Linked DNA regions of Homo sapiens: region 2 is linked to region 1. The links are chromatin contacts, found by Hi-C in ENCODE. All regions are on one chromosome and are shown on one strand. The core of a region is the stretch at or near the end of the contact, and the rest is flanking DNA. Distances in the headings are between cores, read along the strand shown.

Region 1 (4,203 bases), core at 20-2,519:
CGCCCCACACCCAGGAGAACTCAAGCCCCAAACCGGCCGCTGAATAGTCACGCTTTTCTGCAGGACATACCTACTATTAGGGCCAAAACTTTGTCCACCCTTCAAAGGAAGTCGATGTTTCCATATAAAGGTCCCCTCAAATGCAACAGCAAGCCCGTGGGAGAGGGGTTAGCAGAGGCTACGGCCAGCCCACGGGCTTTCTTCGACCTTGATTATGACCAGGAGTGTAGCTGTTAATTGCGAGGCTTGCCTCAAGGTGGAAAACAGTATCGGTTTCCACTGCCACCCCAGAGAAGGCAAGTTCCGCGGCTGGCGGTGCTGGGGACACGGTCCCTCCCAGGCCCATCTCTTGCCACCCAGAGAGCTGCTCGGAGGCCGCCTACAGGTGCAATCCCGGCACTGCGGCCGGGGCGTCGGGCCGGGGAGGGCGTCCAAGCCCACCAGCATCTCCGCCGGCCCTTCCCAAAGCCTGAACAGGGCCCCGGCGTGCCCGCCGCCTTCTACCCCCGGTTTCCCCGCGCCTCTGCCCCGGCGCGGTTTGGATAGGAAGCTGGGAGCCCTCCCAGGCTCCGCAGACTCGGATTTGGGAGGGGGTGGGACGCGGCCGAGGCTTCCCCTCGAATCTGCGGCAAGCCTGGCTCCAGGAAAGTTTTTCAAAGTTCCCAGCAGCGTCTGCCCAGGTCGCCTCCGCGGGGCGAGCAGACGGCGGCAAGCGCGCCAGCCTCGCCGCCGCCTCTGCCGCCAGCAGAGCGCTCTGGGCGGCTCGCTCGCGGGAAGCGGGCCGAACTCCCGGCGGGCAGGCAGGCCCTCCTCCCGGGGCGAAAGCCGCAGCTGACGCAGGCGGTTCGGAAGGCGGAAGCTGCCCCGCTCCGACCGCTCAGTCAGCGCCGCGGCGCCTACACCTGGGGCCCCGACGCGCGGGCAAAGGCGCACGGCCCGGGGCGCCCGAGGGGGCGGTCCCCGCTGGGGGCCTCCAGGCGTCCCTGAGCAACGATCCCTTCCAAGTACCTCCCCGCACTCTCCCTTCCCTCCTGGCCCGAAGCTCCCGAGGGCGGGGGTTGGTGTGGGGCCCTGGTTCTTCTACGCCGCCCTGAGCATCCCGCTGCCCCCAACCCCTTCCAAGTTCCTCCTCGCACTACCCCCTCCCCAGCAACGTGAAGGGGAGGGGCGTGCCCAGGGTGAGCACGCCCTCTCATGAATATTAATAAGCGCGCATGCGCCCTGCCCGGCGTGCTGGGTAGAGGTGGCCAGCCCCGGCCGCTGCTGCCAGACGGGCTCTCCGGGTCCTTCTCCGAGAGCCGGGCGGGCACGCGTCATTGTGTTACCTGCGGCCGGCCCGCGAGCTAGGCTGGTTTTTTTTTTTCTCCCCTCCCTCCCCCCTTTTTCCATGCAGCTGATCTAAAAGGGAATAAAAGGCTGCGCATAATCATAATAATAAAAGAAGGGGAGCGCGAGAGAAGGAAAGAAAGCCGGGAGGTGGAAGAGGAGGGGGAGCGTCTCAAAGAAGCGATCAGAATAATAAAAGGAGGCCGGGCTCTTTGCCTTCTGGAACGGGCCGCTCTTGAAAGGGCTTTTGAAAAGTGGTGTTGTTTTCCAGTCGTGCATGCTCCAATCGGCGGAGTATATTAGAGCCGGGACGCGGCGGCCGCAGGGGCAGCGGCGACGGCAGCACCGGCGGCAGCACCAGCGCGAACAGCAGCGGCGGCGTCCCGAGTGCCCGCGGCGCGCGGCGCAGCGATGCGTTCCCCACGGACGCGCGGCCGGTCCGGGCGCCCCCTAAGCCTCCTGCTCGCCCTGCTCTGTGCCCTGCGAGCCAAGGTAGGAGCCCTTCTCCGGGCCTCCCTCCCAGCCGTCCTCTCCCTCCCCTCGCGGCGCCCTGGGCGGTTGAGCCCCGCGAGCAGGCTCGGCAGCCCTCGAGCGCCCGACTCCTCGCCCCTGCGCCCGAGCGGCTGCACCTGGGCTGAGCGCGCCAACTCCCCCACGGGAGCCCCTGCCTCCTGAGGGTGACCCCTCCAGGCCGGACAGGGGCGCGTTCGCTCCGCTGTTGCCCCCCGGGAAGTCGTCGGATTTCTTCCGCACTCGTGCATTTTTTTTTTTTTTTGCCCCGGAATCATGTTGAGTCCTTGAACGTAGTTTCGCAAAATTATTTTCACTCGGCGAGGAGGGCTCGTCGGGGCGGGGAGTGGGAGGGAGTCGCCACCTCTATACTCGAAGAAAACAGCTTTCTCCCGCGCTGACCTACCTCCTTCCCTCGCCGGCAGGTGTGTGGGGCCTCGGGTCAGTTCGAGTTGGAGATCCTGTCCATGCAGAACGTGAACGGGGAGCTGCAGAACGGGAACTGCTGCGGCGGCGCCCGGAACCCGGGAGACCGCAAGTGCACCCGCGACGAGTGTGACACATACTTCAAAGTGTGCCTCAAGGAGTATCAGTCCCGCGTCACGGCCGGGGGGCCCTGCAGCTTCGGCTCAGGGTCCACGCCTGTCATCGGGGGCAACACCTTCAACCTCAAGGCCAGCCGCGGCAACGACCGCAACCGCATCGTGCTGCCTTTCAGTTTCGCCTGGCCGGTGAGTGACTACTCGGGAAGGAGGCCGGGCGGAGCCTCACACCCGCGCCTGGCCGAGCCCTGTTATCCCTTGCGAGAGGGATTTAAAGGGCTTTGGCTTGAAACTAGGCGCTAACTGGGGAAATCTCTAGGGGTGGCGGGTGAGGGAGCCGGGACACTATAGTTAGATCTCGGCTGGGGTAGTCGAGGTGGGTCCCATTCCTGCTGCTATTTGCTTAGTGCACAAAAGTGGGGATCCCAGAGGGTTTATGGGACCAGGCTCCTAGGAAGGCCGGTGTAAACTTGCAACTTGAAGTTCCCAGAGTAACTCTCCCGGCCCCAAGCCAAGAGATCGTTGTAGCTGATCTCTTTGCTTAACTAATTAAACCTGGTGCGCCGTGGAAGGCGACTCGGCGCAGTTCTGGCCTGCGAACGCCGTCCAAATTGGCAACCTCCCCTTTCCCGTGAACGGCCGGGAGGGCGGGTGTGTCCTTCCTGGAGGGTGTGGGGGAGTCCGTTTCCCGCTGCTCCCCGGGAGATTTTAGTGTGTGCGGGGGCGCTCTCCAGGTTCGGCTTAAGGGCCGGGGGCGGCCGCCGCAGGAGGAGGTTCTTGGGGCCCTCACAGGAGCTGTAGACCTGGGAACCCCCGCCCGCTGCTGGCCCCTTCCTGCCCCCGCCCCCGAGTGGTGTAGCTCTTGTGGCCTCACTTCCAGCGGTTCCCGGGCTCTGGAACAGCTGTGTTTGCAGACTTCCCCGGGAAGGGCGGGTGCACGGCCCCCGCAAGCCTTCGGGGGCCGTGCCAAGGCTTGGAAGGGGTGGTCTTCTGGAGGTAGTGCCTGAGGGTGTAAGTGATAGGCCCTCATCCCCCCGCCCCATTCCGCCCCCAAAGGAGCTCGAGGCCCGGGCCCAGCTGGCAGATCCTGCAGCGAGGCCCTTGCAACATCCCAAAATGGGTGGAAGGAAGATGGGTGCGATTGCAGAAGGGGAGGAAAGGGAAATGTTGGGGGTGTGCCCTCTGCCTGGCTCCTGCTGTCCAGGAGGCATGACTCATTGCCAAGACTGGGGCTTGGCCTAGCCTGTGCTGGGAGGGTGGGTGGTGAGAGGGGGAGCTCGGTGCCCCAGAGCATTGCTTTCCACCACGTGCTCTAATGGGGTGCACTCTGCTGCCTCCTGTCCGCCGGCTTAGGTTGTGATTCTGGGAGGAGACAGAGGGGAGACTATCTGGCTGTGTCTGTGTATGAAGCTTGGGGTGGCTCTTAAAATCCACGATTACAGGAGCTGGCATTATAAAGTGCCCTCTGCTGTGGGTGAGATAAGACAGTTATCAAAAACTGCCATGAAAAGGGGTTTATAAAAAGAAAAATTAAAACCAACGCTGTCTGTGAAGCTCTCTTGAGGTCCAAGGGCTGTTTCTGTTGTGGGATTTCATTTTTACCAAGAGTATTTATCTTGTTTGTTAATCCCCTATTAGGGAGAACTTTAAGCTAAAGAGTCTGGCTGCGTTTAAATCTGGCTGGCCCAAGCTGACTGTGAATACTCAAACTGCCCTTGAACGTGTGTTTGGAGTTTAGGGGGAAGGGGCCTGCAGGTGGTTCCACCCTCCTGCCGGAGGATCTGTCTGGAGCCCCTCGCTTTTCACAAGACCATAAAAGGAATCT
Region 2 (4,213 bases), core at 1,429-3,928, 3.0 Mb before region 1:
GTTAACTTGCGGCACAACAATTGAAAACTATCACTATTGTTCTGCTACATTTCTGACACATGTGTTAAAGCAATAGTTTTCCAGGAATACAAAACAAAGGGAGACCCCCAGGGAACCAGGACAGAGGGGGCTTACTTAGAGTACAAAGATCAAGATGCAGCAGACATGATTATTTGAGATAAAGGAAGTAATTCCTCAGCTTGCTGCTTTTCCGGGTTTGGGAGAGGTGGGAACAGGAAGAGGGAGGCAACCAGATTTTTTCTGAAGGAGATTTACTAGTATAGACTTTCCTTTCAAATTTAACATGTTGAGTTAATCAAATAGATATTACAACTGTTCGTTATTAATATTTCAAAGGATCTCATTGTTACTGTACCCAATGCAGGTTAAAAATGTTAAAACTTGGGTCTGGGCTGGGCATGGTGGTTCATGCCTGTAATCCCAGCACTTTGGGAGGCCGAGATGGGTGGATCACCTAAGGTCAGGAGCTCGAGACCAGCCTGGCCAGCATGACAAAACCCCATCTTTACTAAAAAGACAAAAATTAGCCGGGCGTGGTCACGGGCACCTGTAATCCCAGCCACTGGGGAGGCTGAGGCAGGAGAATCACTTGAACCGGGGAGGCAGAGGTTGCAGTGAGCTGAGATCGCACCACTGCATTCTAGCCTGGGCAACAGAGTGAGACTCTGCCTCAATAATAATAATAAAAAAAAGGGTCCGAAGAATTTTGTTACTTTTACTTGAGCAGTATTCACCTACCAGAGGATGGCCTGTGTGGCATCTGGGTGTGATACCCAAGACAAAAGTATACAGAGCAGCACTGGGAGATGATTATTACAATGTAGTTAAATTCCAGGAAGAATGTTGCCTAAGAAATGGAAGGGAGCATGTCTATGTCTTTTTAAAACTTTAACATCTTTCTTTTATTCCTGCTGGTTCCAGTTAATATTGCTGTGTAAAAATCCACTTTAAAGGTGCAAAAGAACAACTATTTTATTATGCTGATGGATTCTGCGGGTGAGGAATTCAGAAAGGTCACAATGGGGATGGTTTATGTCTGCTTCCTAATGCCTGGGCCAAACTTTCTGGCACTATATAACAAGGGCCCCATTTTCTCCAGCTTCCAATAACATCTTCCTTAGCTCCCTTTAAGCCCTCATTGGCAGCTTCCTCAAGTCCTTTTAGACTCTTGTTAATACTTTGGATCCCTTCCTGCTCTTGCTGCTTCACCTAGTTCCAAAGCCAGTGCCACACGTTTTACTTTTATGATGTTATTATGTTATGTTTTGTTATAATATCCATCCTACTTCTAGGTAACAAAATCGGTTTCAGTTACTATTGCTATGTAATAAACTGTTATTCTTACTATGTAATAAACTTCTTCCCCTTGCCCCTCCCTAAGAAGTCAGTGGTAGAAGAGAAAGAAAAAAAGCCCCAAGTTACATAATAAAACCACATAGGTTATATTTATAATAATGGTATCAGTGGTTCTCGAACTTTTTGGTTTCAGCATACCTTTATACTCCCCAAAATAGTAGAGAACACTCCAAAGCTTTTGTTTCTGTGGGTTACATCTATTAATATTTACTATATTAAAAATTGAATACAAAGCTGAAATGTGGCTGGGTGCGGTGGCTCACGCCAGTAATCCCAGAACTTTGGGAGGCCAAGGCAGTAGGATCACCTGAGGTCAGGAGTTCGAGACCAGCATGGCAAACATGGTGAAAACCCGTCTCTACTAAAAATACAAAAAATTAGTCGGGTGTGTATCGAGCGCCTGTAATCCCAGCTACTCAGGAGTCTGAGGCAGGAGAATCGCTTGAGCCCGGGAGGCAGAGGTTGCAGTGAGCCGAGATCGTGCCATTGCACTCCAGCCTGGTTGACAGAGTGAAACTCCATCTCCAAAAAAAAAAGAAAAAAACCAACAAAAAACTGAAATGTTAAAAAGTTATTTAAAATAACAATAATAAACCATTATGTGTTAATATAATTAAGACATTTTAATGAAGAATAAATATTTTCCAAAAACAAAAAAATGTGGTAAGAAAAGTGTTATCTTTTGCATTAGTGTAAATTCCTCTATAGCTGGCTTAAAGAAGCCAGTTAGATTCTCATTTCTGCCTTTACATTCAGTTCGACGTGATGTTTTGGTGGAAGTATAAGGAAAATCCATCAGTCATGGGTCATCAAAACCCATGACTGGGTTTCGGTCTTACATCCTAGCCGATAAAAGACCGCCTACACTCCTTCCCCCTGGGCAAGGCTCGTGCCCCAACTCCTACAAGCAATGCAGGCTGAACCTTAGTTTTCCCTACCGTCTAACAGTGCTCTAAGGATTGAAAGAAAGTAACTCTTAAGCGACACCTAGATAAAATGATGGTCAGTTTAATTTCATTTCTCATCACAGTATTAGTCAATCAACCACTCAGATATAATCACATCCTGCGGGCTTATTCAGGGGCGGGGTGGGTAGAGATAAGCAATAGCGCATGCGCAGCTCAGAACGAAGCCCCAGGTGGAGTTAGCGCTGCACCTCTGAGGCCAGGTGAGCCGCTCCGAAGCGGAGGGCGGAGTCAGAGCCGCTTGTGGGAGGCTGCTTCCGACCACGTGGTACCCCGAATGACCAATGGGGAGACTTGATGTCAGCCCCGCTTCCTCACCCTGGCAACGGGCGGGTGACTACTTCCGGTGCAGTGAAGGCTCGGGGCTGAAGCGGGTGAGTGTCCCTCTTTCCCACGCTGTCCGCGCCGCTGCCGCCTCCGCGCTGCTGCCTCTGTGTGTGGGCCCCGTACGCTAGCTGGGACGTCCTCTCCGGGTCCGAGAGGGGGCGGCGCGCAGGACACCCCTTGCCCCGGGCGGGGCTAGAGGAGGGGGCCAGGATGTCCCTAGTTCCCTAGTCTTGGTCGCTCTAGGCGGCCCCGTCGTCCCCCTTCCCAGCCTCATCTCCGGCTTGGCGTCCTCGTGGCCACCGGGGAAGTACTGTCTGTATGTGGGGAGTTCTCGCAGTTCTTCACCCACTTTGCAGTCTCAGGCTGGAGATGTCTCAGAGTCCGAGGTTCGCAGACAGCCGAGAATGTGCGCCTTGTCCTGGGTGGCGGGTTGGGGGTAAGGCAGCCCCTTACTTAGTAATAGAGGCCTGATGAGAGTCCTGCGGGTCGTTAGCACTTACTACTCAGGGGGAGGAGGAGGAGGAAGAAGAGGAGGAGGAAAGGACCGAGAAGATGGAGCAGCTGGAGAGGAGGGGGGGAAAGCAGGAGCTAGAGATGTCCTGGAAATCGAGGGTATCGTGTTTCCGGAAGGAGAGAGTTCAACTTTCCTGGCTTCTGTAGGGGAGGGGAAGGAAAGGTGTGTTAGGGGCCATTAGATTGCTGAATTATTATTATTCTTTATTAGCGAAGGAATTTTTACTTATATTCTTAGGAGTTTAATAATTTATCTTTTTTGTTGTAAATAAAACTTTTCCCCACCACTTACAAAAAGCAGTGCTTACTAAGGAACATCTGGAAAATGCAGAAATAGTTATGAAGAGATCACCTATAGTTCTGCCAACCCAGCATTTTGATCTTTTTTCTAATATTTTATTCATATTAACCTATTTGTGATCATAATGTATGCGTGTAAAATACGGTTATAACTAAGAGGCATAGTTACATACATTGTGTTCATTGCACGGATAGATTGTCTTTTTTCCTCTTGAGAAAGTCTTATTAAGGTATTCATGCACCATAAAATTTATTCTTTAAAATTGTAAATTTCAGTGCTTTTTCTCATATCGCAAAGTTGTGCACCCATCACCACTATCTACTTTCAGAACATTTTCATCACCCCCAAAAGAAATCCTATACTCATGACAGTCACTCCCCATTAGATTCTCTGCTTTCTCTCCCAGGCCTTGTAACCACTAATCTACTTTCTGTATCTATGGATTTTCCTATACTGGCATTTCATATAAATGGAATCATAGAATATATGGCCTCACTTGTCTGGTGTCTTTCAGTTAGTATGTTTTCAAGGTTCATCAATGTCTGTGTATCAGTATTTCATTCTGTTTTATGGATGGGTAATGTTCCATTGTGTGAATATGCCACATTTTGCTTAACCATCATCGGTCGATGGACATTTAGGTTGTTTCTACTTTTTGGCTATTTTGAATAATTCTGCTATAAACATCTGTGTACAAGTTTTTGTATGGACATACGTTTTCAGTTCTCTT

What was found. Hi-C counts contacts between places; a loop is a spot of excess contacts on that map. Pooled maps may share reads with other maps.
Region 2: a loop to region 1 is called in a pooled map, with 9 times the contacts of the local background. The contact joins the promoter of TASP1 here to the promoter of JAG1 in region 1. A Hi-C loop is called at or near these places in 2 of 37 single-sample maps with no recorded cell type and 6 of 50 pooled maps.

Annotation. Positions count from the first base shown.
Region 1 is chr20:10,671,065-10,675,267 of GRCh38, reverse strand. JAG1 (jagged canonical Notch ligand 1) reads left to right here and starts at 1,269. Exons shown (of 26, transcript NM_000214.3): 1 at 1,269-1,818; 2 at 2,262-2,567. The coding sequence starts at 1,738. RefSeq lists a silencer at 647-1,046.
Region 2 is chr20:13,637,397-13,641,609 of GRCh38, reverse strand. TASP1 (taspase 1) reads left to right here and starts at 2,678. Exons shown (of 14, transcript NM_017714.3): 1 at 2,678-2,716. RefSeq lists a silencer at 2,778-2,927 and enhancers at 3,118-3,207, 2,821-3,321.